Regions from separate parts of the Mus musculus genome. Here all the other regions are linked to region 2. A link is a loop called in an ENCODE intact Hi-C map of the cell type or tissue named here. Cell type or tissue: heart. All regions are shown on one strand.

Region 1 (5,000 bases), 210 kb after region 2:
ACCTGAACTGCCAGGTGTTTCCTCTAAGCATGTCCCAGGGGCATCGTAAACTCCTACGCTGATCCTTCAGTCTCCTTTCCCAAGGGACCGACACCCACTGAACAGCAGTGAACTCAAACAGCTTCTCCCTTTGTCTTCGCTGTTTGTTACTGTGATAAAAACTGTGACCAAAAACAACTGTGAAGGGTTCGACGTACGCGACCCAATTACTGTTCATTACTGTGGGAAGTCAGGACAGGAACTCAGGCAGGGCGGGAACCTGGAGGCAGAAACCGAAGCAGAGACCATGGTGGTGCTTACTGGCTTGCTTTCCATGGCTTGTCTGTCCAGCTTGATTTCTTAAACAACTCAGGACCACCTGTCCAGGGTTATGCTGCACATGTTAACAATTAACCAAGAAAATGTCTTCAGACTTGCCTAAAGGCAATCTGATGGAGGTGGATTCTCCACTGAGGTTCCTCTTACCAGATAACTGTAGCTTGTGCCAAGTTGACAAAAAAAAAAAATAAAACAAAATAAGACCTAACTAGGACACCATCTCTCGGAAATCAACCTGTCTTGTGGCTCATAAGATTTGGGTCTAGATTCATAAACCCGTGGCTCTTTCCCCAGGCCCCAACAGCCAATTGTTTAAAACTTTTTTATTCTGTTCCCCTTAAGGGAAGGGGACCAGGCCAGGAGACAGGTTTCTCTTCTCCCCAGGTCCCCCTGCACCAGCTGAAACAAGGCTGTCACCTTAAAAGCCCAGCTCACATGCTCAAGAGAAATGTTACCAAGGACACACAAATTTCCTGGATCATTTTCAATTACTGAGGGAAGGTGCCAGCTGTTAAAGAAAACTAAAAAAAAAAAAAAAAAAAAAAAAAAAAAAAACCAAAATACCCACAAAGGCTGTGAGATCTTTTCATTCCCGCTCTTGAGGTAATTTGTTCTGATTACAACTATTTCAGAAGACAAGATTACACACCAGGGAAGCACAGAGATGAAGAAAGGGAAAGCTCTCCCCTGCTGAGGCTGCACCAGCTCAGCGCCTTGTTTGGAAGCAAAGGCCAAATTCCCATTCCACATTAATGAAACCTTGTTAGCTGTGAACACTGGAGCTGAACTGAGCTAGTGAGAGAGATGCTGGGCCATCGGTACAGGGGAGAGGGGTGGGGCAGAGGAGAGAGGGGTGGGGGCAGAGGGGAGAGAGGCAGGGGGCAGAGAGGAGAGGGGCAGAGGAGAGAGGGGTGGGGGCAGAGGGAGAAGGGTGGGGGCAGAGGGGAGAGAGGCAGGGGGCAAAGAGGAGAGGGGCAGAGGAGAGAGGGGTGGGGGCAGAGGGAGAGGGGTGGGGGCAGAGGGGAGAGGGGCAAGGGGCAGAGAGGAGAGGGGCAGAGGAGAGAGGGGTGGGGGCAGAGGGAGAGGGGTGGGGGCAGAGGGGAGAGAGGAGAGGGGCAGAGGAGAGAGGGGTGGGGGCAGAGGGAGAGGGGTGGGGGCAGAGGGGAGAGAGGCAGGGGGCAGAGAGGAGAGGGGCAGAGGGGAGAGGGATGGGGGCAGAGGGGAGAGAGGCAGGGGACAGAGAGGAGAGGGGCAGAGGGGAGAGGGATGGGGGCAGAGGGGAGAGAGGCAGGGGGCAGAGGGGAGAGGGGTGGGGGCAAAGGGGAGAGAGGCAGGGGGCAAAGGGGACAGGGGTGGGGGCAGAGGGGAGAGGGATAGGGGCAGAGGGGAGAGGGGTGGGGGCAGAAGGGAGAGAGGCGGGGGGGGGGCAGAGGGGAGAGGGGTGGGGGCAGAGGGGAGAGGGGTGGGGGCAGAGGGGAAAGGGGTGGGGGCAGAGGGGAGAGAGGCAGGGGGCAGAGGGGAGAGGAGTGGGGGGCTGGTGCATTTGGAGATTATTGCTATTTTTATCTTCTTAAAGAATGGGAACTTTAATATTTATTAAAAATAAAACTTTTACCATTACATTAGATGAAGAAAAGACAAAGTTGAAATCCAACATCACTTAAATGGAAAAAAAAAAAAAAACCACGAACCAGGATTGCAAAGTAGTAGACTTAAATATCTGTGCTTTCAAATTTTCTCTACCCCATCCCAGATTCATGTTGCCAAATTTCTTTAGATTTCTCCAAGTCTCTCCTCCTATTGAGGTGGCATTTTCATGGTAGGCTACGGGTGGGCAATCTTGTTTACAAGGGGCATCTGGTTCTTACAAATCCTGTAAGACAGAGCAGACAATCAACCTTCCAGCTGGCCAAGGGAAAACAGCCTGTCTGCACTGAACAGATCCAGGCTCCATTAATGACTAGCATCAAGAAGAGACAAGGAACGCTGGCCCAGAAATGTACGCAGCAACATGATTGGCCCCACTGCTGTATTCTTGCCTTGGCATAACAACCACAGGATGGAAAACATCTGGAGCAAGCCACCCTTCTTGGATCTCTGCTAGAGATGAAGGCAGGAAACAGCTCACACCGGAGCTAGGTGTCCGTGTCCATCAGTGATCACAAGAGGTTTAAGCAAGCAGAACTCCTGTGTGAAATTCCATAACTCACACAAGGAAGCCCAGGGTCCAGCTGACCCAGAGCCAAGAAGAAAGTTCTAGAACTAAAGAGGTATGGTTGCAGAACAGCTTTTCCCTCTGGTGAACGGTCTGTGAAACCTCTAAGACTCTCCATAGCTCTACCCTCGCTGAGCACATAACTGAGGTCTTACATGGGAACTGTGTAGGAAGCTCAAGAACATGCCAGTGCATACAGGTGTGCCAGTGTTCATCCGATCCTTGCCCAGTGTGTTTTCAGTCTAATTATCTAACTGAGATTTGGTTGAGGAGTGGCACTTGTGTGCAAGTGTCTGCTTGTTTGCTTATATAAAAAGGCAGAACGTGCCCAGCCTTAGCATTTTAAAGTTATAGATGCATATAAGAAAAGTAAATGGAGAAGTGTTTCAGAATCACCAATTGCAGGACCCCGTGTTTTACAACGGAGGAATCCAAGGGAAACTAAGGTGTCTTTCATTCTGGCCTTGCTCCAGCCACGGCAGGGCAAAGATGGATCCCAAGCAGCGACCTTAGACAGCACTGACCCAAGCTGCAGGCTGTCGGGAGTGGGGTTGGAGATGCGACAAGAAAGATTCACAGATGAAGAAACAGCGTCACCTAGTGGCGATCTATCCGTTTCCAAGCCATCTTGTGATACAAAAGCGCTCTCTTTTCTGTACCCCAATTTCCCAAGACAACTAATATTTCAGAATGTTTTATCTTCGCGGGCTCTCCAAAGCTCAAGTGGGTTGCCATCCAAAACGCGTTGCCTAACACGTTTCCCAGCCTCTTATGCTACTTTCCAGGGTCGACTCGGCAACTATCTGCTTCAAGGGCCGTGTCCATTTTGCTATCGATCTCTGTGTGCATCTTGCTTCAATTCCGGACATTGCCCGGGGCGGTGCTGCAAACAAGCATGTAGCTGTGTCTTGGTCAAGTTTATTTGTTAGCTCATCTTTCTTGTTCTCAGGTGTTTGCTGCTTTCACTGTGTTTGAGAGGCCAGACCTGTTCCCACATCAGGACCCTAACTTTGGAGATAGGAAAACAAAACAAAATATGTTGTTGATGTTATTTTTCTTTTTTTAAGTATGTGCAGCATCTCAGGGTGATGGGGAGGAGGAAGCCCAGAGTCAAGAGTTCACTGAGAGCATCCACAGAGCCAATCTGCCACCATCTTCATGAAGTTCACCTGTATAAACTTACAAAGGATCTCCACAGCTGGGCTTGTTGACTCTTCCCCGTCCCTCATAGAAGGATGGTCAGGGAGGGTCACAGGACCATCACCTGGGTATCCAGCAACTCCTTCCAATTAGGCGTATGCTAGTCTGCCCTAATTGCACATGACATCAAAGAAGAGCTTGGCGTTTATAGACTGGAAAGGACTGGGGAGGGGTCCCACCTATAGCCAAAGGGGCAGTTACCATTCATGTTGGATACAGATATTCCAGTGTGGTGGCTTTAAGGCTGTACATGATCCTGTCTCCAAACTCCATTGCTCTGTCAGTAAGCCTAATAAATTCACAGATTGCCCCAGAGTCAATATTTGGTGGATCCATGCCTCCCTTTGTCCTTTGGACCTCTGTGGGAAGGGTAGACATTGTTTCTATCTCCCCAAGAGAAGACATTTTAGCAACACTGAGAAAGAAGCAAGAGCCCAGGAGGAAGCCAGGAGGGAAATGAGACAGAAAAGCAATTTAAAACCACAGTAGGAAGATGCTGAGATGCTATTCAGAAGAACTTGGCCTCAGTATACAATTAGATTCCACCAAATTATGTACCACGGCAAAACAACTGCATGCAAGACTCCAGAAAACACAATACTTTACTCACCCTAACCATTTAGAACTATTTCCTCCACAAAATGGTCCCTTCATTTAATAGCTAGAAAAACAGGACCCCTGAAGATGAGTTGTTTGTCAGGATTGGGGTGAGACTTTGTCTACATTGGGTCTATTGTGTTCTAATAAAGAACAGTTAAGTAAAACAAGAAATATTTTTAGGAGAATAAATTAATTTCAAGCCAGAAACTCCCTATGGTCATTCAGTTTTGTCCTTACTTATCTGCTGAAAATACATTTGCATATCCACATTGTCTATTGTAATTATATCATCCCCAAACAGAATGAGTCTGATTTCTAAGTGAAATAACTATTTAATAGATGCTACTCTTAAAATATAAATATAAGAAATATAAATATTTCCAAAGTAGATGATTTCCAAAAATAAAAGGAAGCAAGCCATTGTGGGCTGAAAGCAAGAGATCACTTAAAACATCAGAGGAGCATAGCTGTATATGAGCTTCTGGAAAGTTCTGACTCTGCTGGCTTCATAAAAGTGTTAGCCCCATTAGTGTCGGAGGTAAAGATAGTCAACAGGCAATGTTAAAATGTATTTGTAAGAGGAGCTCAGTACAGCTGCAGTTATATATGGCAAGGTCATCATGAAGCTCATTATTTTAGATCCTAACTGAAGAATTAATGTAAATTT
Region 2 (5,000 bases):
AAATGTTGATGTAAACTGATTTCTAAGAAGCAACCAGGTTATCAGAAGGGATATGTTTGGAACATTTCCTTGTAGCAGGAAGATCTGGAGATGCAATCGTTAGATCAGCCTCACTGGTAAGTAGACAGGAATATGCTTCTCTGGATAAGGCTTCTGAAGACCTGATTTTTCCACATCAAACAGAAACCCTCGCCAGTGGAGTAGAGCTAGGCATGGCTGTCTCCAGAGGTTACCTAGGCAACCCAGCCTTCAGCCAGTAAGTTCTGAGTGGGATATCTGAGGGAGACACTGAATGGCTCCAGCCTGAATAGCATTCTTGTTAGTTTTCTTTACAGCACGAGCATGTGAATGCTGAAGCCCCAAGCCTGTCTTTTCACTGGTTTCTCTCTGGCCTGGATTGATCGCCCACTGCCCAGATCAGCCAGTAGAGAGATTGTTCCTCAGGGTGCCCTGTTCCTCAGGGTCTCCAACAAGGAGAATCAAAGAAGGCAACATAATGCAAGGAGCATTTGATTGCCAATCAAAGATCTAGAGTTTTAACAGAGAGCTGTGGCATATTTCCTAGATACGTGACTATATATGCGATTCTCATTGTACCTCATCTCAGCTGTAACCAAAGGAGCAAAACAATGTGATATTGAAAAATCTCTGGATTCTGTGCATCTAAGGGTAGACCAATACAAGCATCACTGATTTACATGTGCAGTTATGCCAAGGAGGACATAGAGAGCCTGAGTCAAATTCCTTCTGGTTACTATGTTAGACGATATAACACAGACATTCAACCACCCACCCAGTCACTAGATACATGAATCCCCACTGGTTACTATGTTAGATGCTATAGCACAGGCATCCAACCACCCAGCCAATCATTAGGGATATGATATTTTCTAGACACTGGAAATAGAAAGATGAATGGAAATAGGATTCTCCTTCTTGAATTGCCCATAGCTCACTAAGGGGAGATAAATATATTCATAGCTAATGTCAATATGTGGAAATTTCAGTAAGGATGTTCAGAACAAAGAAGGTGTTTGGTGATATTGTTATCCTGTAAACCTGGACAAAGTTACAGGCAGACAAGTGACCTTTCCTTTTGTGGAGAAGTCATGGTTGTTACCCTTACTCCTTACCATGTGCTGTTACTGACAATGCTAGGATTCTCATGTATCACAAGTGTCGGCAGGCCTCGAGGAACAGGGAGAAGAAAAGGAAGAGAATAAATCCTGTCCTCCACGTAGCCAGCCACGTAACCATCATGGTTTCTTTACTGATAGACAACCAAAAACTTTCTGAGAAAAAGGAGACGGTATCTAAGATTGGCCCACTTTAACTAGCCCAATGTTATCAATTTATATTCTTCATTATAATTGTGGTGGTTTAAAACTGGGAGTTCATCCTCACTGGACAAATATGCATTTTTGAGGTTATGTCATGCAAGCTAAAAATACTCACAAATAGGCATCTAAACCCTCCAGATACGGATTTCAATCCTTACATTTCTATTTTCAAAACACTTTCTGAGGCTTCTCAGTTTTGTCAATAATCAAACAGCTGGAGGGGCGGTAGAAAAAAAACAAAACAAAACACTTTCTGCCAACAAATTTACCCTGGATATCACTTCTATTTCCCTGGCTTGTATAGCTGAAGACACTAGTAAGCAAACAGATCGTGTTTAAATTTTAAGTGATGTAGCATCCACCACTGGAAAGCCATGCCAAGTGGCTTCCAGGGAGCCGACAAGGTGGGGCCTGTAGCTGGCTGGTCTCCCGGTACCACCTACCACCTCCAACTCCAGAGATGCCATCAGATCCCACCCAAAGGAGCCAGTAGTCCCCAAGAAACAATGAGCCATTCTTATAAGACACAACCGGAGCTCTGTTACTGCGGCACAGGAAGGTCGGATAAAATCTCCCAGTCCCAGCATTCCTTTGTGTCAGCAGCCGCAAGTGGGATGTTCCTTCTGTGGTCCTTGCAGGGTGAGAGGAAGCAAGCTTTGAAACACAATGTTCATTGAAATCTGCTTTCATCCGAGGAATCCCCAAGTGGCTCCTGCTTCGAGGTGCATTCTGTCTGCAGCTGAGCCCTCCTGATGCATTTCCGTTGTTTGTTCTGGAGGGAAGGCAGTACCTTCATAAGACTAGGTAAAGGGCATCTCATTGTGCTGGATAAGGCATTATGTGTCAGGATGTCTCCAGTGAGTCTGGTGCCTAGAAGGTGCAATAAAAAGAAAATAAACTAAACAATTGAGTCCTTCAACACTGTGGCTCAGGGATGGACCAGGGGAAGACGACGCCTCTCTGGTGACTCCTGGGGCTGTACAGCTTGCTGCGTGACCTTAGGAGCAGGAAATCATTCATTGCTCAAGCTGCAACCTTGGGCACAATGCCACTGGGCACAGTGGCAGAACTGAATAGTGTCCTTAGGATTTGCTTTCTAGAACTTTGTCAAAGCAGGATGGACCCTGTGAGCCACTGAGGGGCTACCACTGGAAGAGGGAACTGACCAGTGTCAAACATACATGAGATGCTGCTTCATTCGGGCCTCAGGATTCAACCACCCTCTCTCATGCTGGAGGAAAACCATTCTGGGTACAAAGTGATTCTCTTTTATTAAGAACTGTTCCAAGTTAGCACACAGGAAAATGGGTAACGCTATTTGCTACTTCTATTCTTCTTGCTTAATCCTCTTTCTTCATCGTCTGTTTCCTTCCTGTCTGGCCAAAGTCACCTGAGCCATCCAGCTTGTAACGCAAGGCGAGAGGAGCAGCTCATGTCCCGTGTGGACAGAATAAACACTGTCTTCCACATCCAGGGCACCTTTTAACTCTGCATGCATATATACTTTAAAAATAATTTTTGAAAGGTTCTACATTTTATTACTGGACAAACCACACCCCTAATTTAGACATGAGCAAGTCTCCAGGTTAAAAATGTTGAGCTCCATCTGGTAGGACTGCCCGATGAGCACAACTCAGTATAAACCCTCAGTCTTGCCGTTGTGTGAATCCTTATGGACCCGGCTGCCTTCTCTCCCACTGCCCTCTCTTGGAATTGTATCTGATTTTGTTACCAGTTTTCATCAAATCCATTGAGAAACAGGACAATGTTGCTTTCGTTTCTTGGCCAGGAATCACTTGATTTTGAAAGTCTTGTGAGAAGACACCGCAAGAAGCCGAATCAGGGGCAGGGTGCAAGATGACGGAAGAAGAGAGAAGCCAAACATATTTTTTATTGTTCGCACATGAGCATTTTTGTCTATATCTGTGTCTGTGCACCATGTGGGTGAAAGGCCTGTAGATGCCAAAAGAGGGCACTGGATCCCCCGGAACTGAGGTCAAAAGTGACTGTGGGCTGCTACGAAGGTGCTAGAAATCAAAGCCCGTTTCTCTGGAAGAGCAGCTAAAGTGCCTTTAACCTCTGAGTCATCTCTCTACCTATCCCACTCTCATTTTTCCCCCTCAGATCTCAAATTAAATGGGGAAGTGCAGTAACCATTGTCACTTTCAGGAGTAGAAGGGGTTGGTAGAGAAATCAAGGTTAGAGGGTTAATTGAACCCCAAATTAGAGCTGTTAGCAGAACTCGGGAAAAAACTCAAGTATCAGAACCCTAGTCCAGGATCCTAATCCAGGCCATGTTTTCAGATGGGCTGCCTGTTCTAATTTGACTTCTATTATTGCTAAAAGTAAGTTGGGCAGGAACTTTATTTCAGAGCTTACAGTGTGCCGCGAAGGAAAGTCAGGGCAGGAACTCAAGAGAGGAACCTGGAGTCAGGCACGGAAGCTGAGGACACGCAGGAGGACACGCAGGCAGGAGAGCCACTGGCTCAACTGTCCCCATGGCTTGCTCAGCTTGCTTTCTTAGAAACCCCAGGACTCCTTGTCCTGATATGGCATGCTCACAGTGGGTTGAGTCTACCTTCATCAATAGTTCAATCAAGAAAACATCCTACAGACTTGCCCACAGGCCACTGTAATGGGAGCATTTTCTCAATTGAGGCTCCTTCATCCTTATGGCCTGACCTTACATCAGTTGACAAAGACAAACAAGCAAACAAGCAGTCTACTATCTAAAACAGGTGGACAGGCCAGAAATGGTGGTGCACACAATTAATCCCAGCACTTGAAAGGCAGAGGCAGGAGGATCTCTGTGAGTTCAAGGGCAGCCAAGTCTATAGAGTGAGTCTGAAACTAAAACAGAAGACTCTTCAGATTCTCCTAAGTGTCCAATGAACAATCTCAACACTGAGTGTGGGGGCTGGGGTTCGTCCACACCAGAGGCTTAAGCCCTTTGTGCTTCATGCAAAGGGTACTGGCCTGATCTAGAACCAGACAGTGACACTCGAAAAGCCTGGAAGATATTTCTTAGAATCCAGTGTACTTGTTCTAACCCAAAAGAACAAACGTCACTCTTAGGACTGACGCAGGACAGTGACAGAAACTACAACCCAGGTAGTTAACTTTCCAAGAAGGAAATAAAGAAGTACTAAGAAGTCAGAGTTCTAGCTAAAATTTATGAAACGAACCCAAGCGTCTCTTGAAATGGCTAATTTTCTTCTGAGTTACTAACAGAACACTTGAATTCTGGGAAAATTTTGTTGAATCTTTGTAGAAGATTCTCTGTGAAAGGATTACCCAAACCTAGATAGAGCAGTCCTTCCTGGTGACCTGCCTTTGACTTAAATTTCTCATTCCTGATTGTAACTCCTTTCTCTCTCCCTGTCTCCCCCTCTCTCTGCCTTCCTCCTTCCCTCTGTGCCTGTGTGTGTGTGTGTGTGTGTGTTCCACCTAAATGTCTGGAAGGCAGACCGTTTATACTCTTAGAGAACATAATTCATTTTATTTTAATTCAGCCCAAAAAGGTATGTGTTGAGTGACAGCTGTGTTAACTACTTGTAGCGAACAGTTACACCCTCGTCCTCAAGGATAACACGAAAGTGTGGCCTGAAGACACTGGCAGGCTTTCAGTAGGATTTCTATGCCTACAGCATGGGCCCCTGA
Region 3 (5,000 bases), 130 kb after region 2:
AAGCTGGAATAAGCCGACTCTGCTTGATGACGTCATGGAACCATGGCCCTGGTGTGCTGAGCCACCCACTCTCCAGGACACGCTCTCCATCTGCCTCTGTTCTTAGCGCCCATGTCAATGAAGACAAACAACAACAAATCAAAAAGTAAAAACCCACTTCCGGACTGATGCTCAGGAAGTGTGGATGGGGTATCCACCCAGATGTGAGACACAGGTGAGTCAGATTAACCAAGAACTCCTGTAGTGAAGAACAAATCCTAGAGGACCCTATTCCAATCTCCACGTGATTCCGTGAAAGCAGCCGTTTGTTTTGCTGAGGGTTGTAACAAGCTAAAGGTACTATTTCAGAGAGGCAACTGATAAAATCCTGGCCAACTTCGCAGAGTGCTTTCTAGTGCCCCAATTAGAAAGAACAAATACGGCCTGTGTTTCAATCGGCAGACGCCGCTCCAAACACTTGTCTTCTACCGCAGCAGCTTCGCGTTCTGTGTGCTCCAAATGATGACAACAGCAACACTAACAATCTATAAAGGAACAATTATTGTGAGTTTTCTTTCTGCCTATAAAAAATTGGAAATCAGAAAACTATATAAAGATGATATGTAAAATATCCGCTATCCTCCAACAGAAAAAAAACCACAAACTTTCGTTAACTTCTGGTGTGGGCCATGTGTCCTTTTCTTAATAGATACATTATTTTTCTTATTTGACTATGCCTTCCTCCTCTTTCAGTATTTAGAACACATTGCTTTATATTCTTCTTGTTTTATTTTATTTAAAAAAAAAAACCCACATTTCCAGGATTCCATTTGTCATTTTTAGAAACATGCCTTCTAACAATTGCATTACAAGTTGTCATGTGGCTCTATCATTTATGTCCCTGGTATTGAACATTGGTGGTGTTCCCAGTACCAAGACATGATGTCATGTGACTCTGGTTGGATGTAATTCATTCTGCATGTCTATCATTTTCCTTTAGGGTAACCTAAGAAATAGAATCTCTGAATCGAAGGACAATGCTTTTAAGACTTTTAAGAAAGTAAATACACTAAATTGCTCTTCAGAAAATTGTATTTATCTTTATCCTTGTCAGTATTACCTTCAGTGTCTCACAGGATATCAATATTTTACCTCTCTTGATTTGATGGGAAAAATTGACATCCTCTTGGCTCCCTCTTCATTCCTTTAATTATCAAGGAATGACCTTGAACTGTTTGCTTATTAGCCACTTGTATTTCTCAACGGTTAAGTATTTTTACCTAATATATATATATATATATATATATATATATATATATACATATATATATATATATATATATATTTGCTGTTTATAAGAGTCTGTCTTGTAATGACAGTAACAGTGTTATATGTGTTGCCAAAAGTATTCAACAATTCTGCTTATTGAAAACTGATTGACATTTTCATAGACATGTAGATGTCTGCATGCTCTTTCTTTACATTATCAATTGTAGCAATCTTCCCCTTGACGCTCCCTTTTTCTTTCTTAGAAAGCTCATTTCCATAGCAAGATCAAACAAACAACTTACTCTGTTTCAGTTTCTCTCCAGCTGTTTTAGTGTGTACAATGACTTCATTCACCTTGATCAATTTTTGACTTTGACATCAAGGAAGACTCTAGTAGTGTTTTCATACAGATAGTTAGCTATTTTTCTGGCATCGTTTGATAATTGTTCTCATTTCATTTGGGTTGTGAGGTAAGAATTGCTGCCAGAATGCATAGAAAAGCAGTTCTGAACTGAGATGAAAGCAGCTTTTCCTCCAGAACCCCCTGCTGTGGCTCAAGGTCGTCTTACCCCAGCCTCTTGATGCTTCCTCTCAAAGGCAGGCTTTAGTTCAGATCTGGTCACAGACAAATATTACCCTCATTGTTCAAAATTCAGTTCTGATTAAAAACAACAACAACAACAGTAACAAAACCAACCAACCAAACAAAACCCACCGTGCTGTGATGAAAAGAGGGCCATTCCCCAAAACAAAACCCAACGCTCCAAAATTGCTGAGATGAAAGCTGTCCACCTCCCATCCCTAATCGTGTTTGCTTTTGAACCACTTCACACTTTTTAAAAGAATCTCTACTCCTGTGATGTCCACGGTTGCCACACTATTCAAATCAATATCAAACAAAAATCCTGACGGGTCACCTAGGCTGCAGCCTTCTAAAATAGTGCTCTGTAATCAGGCGTCTCTCTGCAGGAAACAGGCCTTCCTACAGCAGGAAACAGAGGAAGCAGGCCTGGAGACAGCAATCCCAGGGCTTGCTTTTCTGGCAACCCCTGACTCAGGAAATCACTGAATTGAGTAGTCAATCTGTGGAGCAATTTACCATGTCATCCACTTCCCGGCAACAGATATTTGGAAGCATTTATAGTCTAATACAACTCTGTCAGCTCGAGGTTGCTGTTGCTTCTCTGCATGAGCTCCAGGGTCAGAGGTTTCTCTGCAGTTTCTCCACCACCAGGACTTTTCGGCTCCTTCCTCCCTGGCCAGGCTCCACCAGTCTCATCTTCCCTTTGATTTTAGTCTTGATCAAGCAAGTTCTTGTCTTAAGAACTAAATATAAATTGTGTTTGGGTGGGTGGAGGTCCCTGCAGTGTTTTCTATGGAAAACACAGTTGAGTGTGTGAAACCATGAAGATACACCTGAGTGCCCGAGCATCTGTAGTAGGGAGACCAGTAAACACTCATTGTGGGTGATAAGAATTCTGTACTGGAATGGACAGTTTCACGCGGCTGGCGAACATGTGTCCAAAAACCCTAAGAGCAAACAGGCATCACCAATACAGCAGGACCGTGCCTGTGCTACATGCATAGTTACATTATTACACCTGAGAACTACAGATAACTTAGGTCAATGTGAGGCTGCTCCCAGAGCTCAGCCTTTAGTCACAATGCTACTGTCTTGATCAGGACCCTGTGGCTGTAGCAACAAAACCCAGAAATGAGCGTCCTGAGCCACTGAATGTTGAAAAGGGGAAACTGAAGAAGACATCCTAAACACAGGGTACAGTTTCCAAAGGTGCACGCCACAGCTTCCTGAAAATTTAAGTGAACTTCTCAAGTTCTTTCCTGCCTTTGGCTCTTGCAGTCCTGTGAGGCCTTTTCCCAGTCTGTCAAGGATGGGCATAAGGAGGGTAAGTCTGATTGTTACAGTCCGCAGAGGCCCTCAGTGGTGTGGCTAAGATTCTGAATGCGACCCCCCCTCCCCAATCCCCAGTCTCGTATCACATTCTCTTCTCTGTACAGGTTCCAATATTCTCTATACCTCTTGTTCTCCTGAGGAATAAAGTGGAGATATTAAGATCTAGCTTTGTCAAGAAAACAACAAGAAATGACATTTGAGCATCTAGGAGAGTACTATGCAGAAGGAGCCATTGTTATTCTGGTAGGAAGCCTGTGTTACTCTCTACCTCTAGTCTTACTGTTACAAAGATGGGCTGTTTACCTGGACAAGGAACCTGGAGCTCACTCAGCACGTGAGTGAAATGTCACTCTGCATGCCTCCATGTGTTTCAATTAAATCATGAACTCCCCCAGATAGCCACTGTGCATTTATTTAATGTATTGCTTCAAGGGACTCATACAAAAATCTATGATTCTTAAGCATTGTCATGTTTTTTAACAAGAATCTACCTCCAAGTCGGGTTCTGGGTACTTGAGAATGAATTAAAATTCACAGGCAAATCCTAAAATAAGAGTCTATCAACTAACAGGACACAGCTGTTTCTCCCTACCTTGCTTTTCGTCTACTTTTCTGTGGTCTTACCCAGTAGAGGGACAAAACACACATGCCCTTCTGGAACCATGAATAAAACATGAAGATTGCTGTGTATGATTACAGGCAATTTGCTATTCAAATTCACTAATGGGGATATTCATCAGGGAAAGTATCCCCCAAACCTTCCTATTAGGAACTAAATCCCAATGGTTAGCATTTCAAAAACTACATGATTTGAATACATTTTTGAGCCAGCCAATGGAAAATTATATTGATTCTACATGTATCCAGCTTGTAGTTAGCTCAGTAATTCCTTTACTTTGTCCAGCACAAACTAATAGTCTCTTTTTCTTTCCCTGGTAGAAAAGTAGACTGTTTTTGAAGACTGCAGAGCAGTGGGTGGGGGAGAGTGGAGGAGAGAGGGCTGTGGCAGAACATGTAATTCACTCTGCATTGTGCAGCAGTGTTGGCAAGTGTGAAAGATTATACAAATCTTTGCTTCATAAGATCTGATTCGGGTAGAGGAAAAAAAAATCCTCCCCTACAACAGATATTAGTGCAGGGCTATATAACAATATAACCCCCTCTCTAAAACTTTGGATTGTATTATGGGCTTTTATAATACTTTTGTAACAGCACTAGGTGTGGTGGTATAAACCTGTACCCTCTGGAGGATGAGGGAGGATTGTGATTTAGCTTGGTATAACAGTGTGAGATGTCTATAAAAGAAGAGGAAGAGGAGGAGGAAGAAAAAGAAAAAGATGATGATAAAGGGGGAGGAGGAGAAGGAAGAGGACTAGGAAGAGGAGGAAGAAGAGGAGAAGGAAGAGGAGGAAAAGGAAGAAGAGGTTGAGGAAAGCAAGAGGAGGAGGAAAGGCATTTCAGTAAAGCGTAGAACCTTACATAAAAATAACTTTATACTCTGGAGTTACTCCTTTTCAGTTCGACACATTTTCGTTGAGGTCAGAATTCCTGGTTTGGACCAGACCTCTGGATCTCTAAATTCAACTTCACATACTATATCGTGTGTTTCCTAACTTCTATAATACCACCACCACCACCACCTATGCTATGGAACCCAGAGTTAATAATGACTCTTACGGAGTTACTGTGAAGATTAAATAAGTAATACCTACTATGTAAAGCACAGAGTCATGCTGTAATGCAATAAATATCCAATAAACCTACTATGTAAAGCAGAGTCAGGCCATATGTAATAAATGTACAGTGTTGCATGGAGTTTTAAGAAACACACTACTGC

What was found. Hi-C counts contacts between places; a loop is a spot of excess contacts. Peaks named below come from ENCODE experiments on the same cell type or tissue, not always from the same donor. Only the 100,000 strongest peaks of a DNase experiment are listed, where the experiment ranks them.
Region 1: it touches region 2 in a loop (4-fold over the local background); 8 of 42 quality-filtered maps call a loop at or near these places.
Region 3: a loop joins it to region 2, with 5 times the contacts of the local background. A loop is called at or near these places in 5 of 42 quality-filtered maps.

The regions. Positions count from the first base shown.
Region 1 is chr10:21,463,656-21,468,655 of GRCm38, reverse strand. No RefSeq gene overlaps it. Among named protein-coding and RNA genes, the nearest start is that of Aldh8a1, 89 kb to the right of the region's middle. In heart, no CTCF peak of the experiment used is centred here; a DNase peak (open chromatin) is centred at 3,075; H3K4me3 peaks cover 430 bases; H3K27me3 peaks cover 259 bases.
Region 2 is chr10:21,676,246-21,681,245 of GRCm38, reverse strand. No RefSeq gene overlaps it. Among named protein-coding and RNA genes, the nearest start is that of Gm5420, 12 kb to the left of the region's middle. In heart, a CTCF peak has its summit at 2,329; a DNase peak (open chromatin) is centred at 2,055; H3K27ac peaks cover 1,069 bases.
Region 3 is chr10:21,542,938-21,547,937 of GRCm38, reverse strand. No RefSeq gene overlaps it. Among named protein-coding and RNA genes, the nearest start is that of Gm33892, 26 kb to the left of the region's middle. In heart, no CTCF peak of the experiment used is centred here; a DNase peak (open chromatin) is centred at 2,277.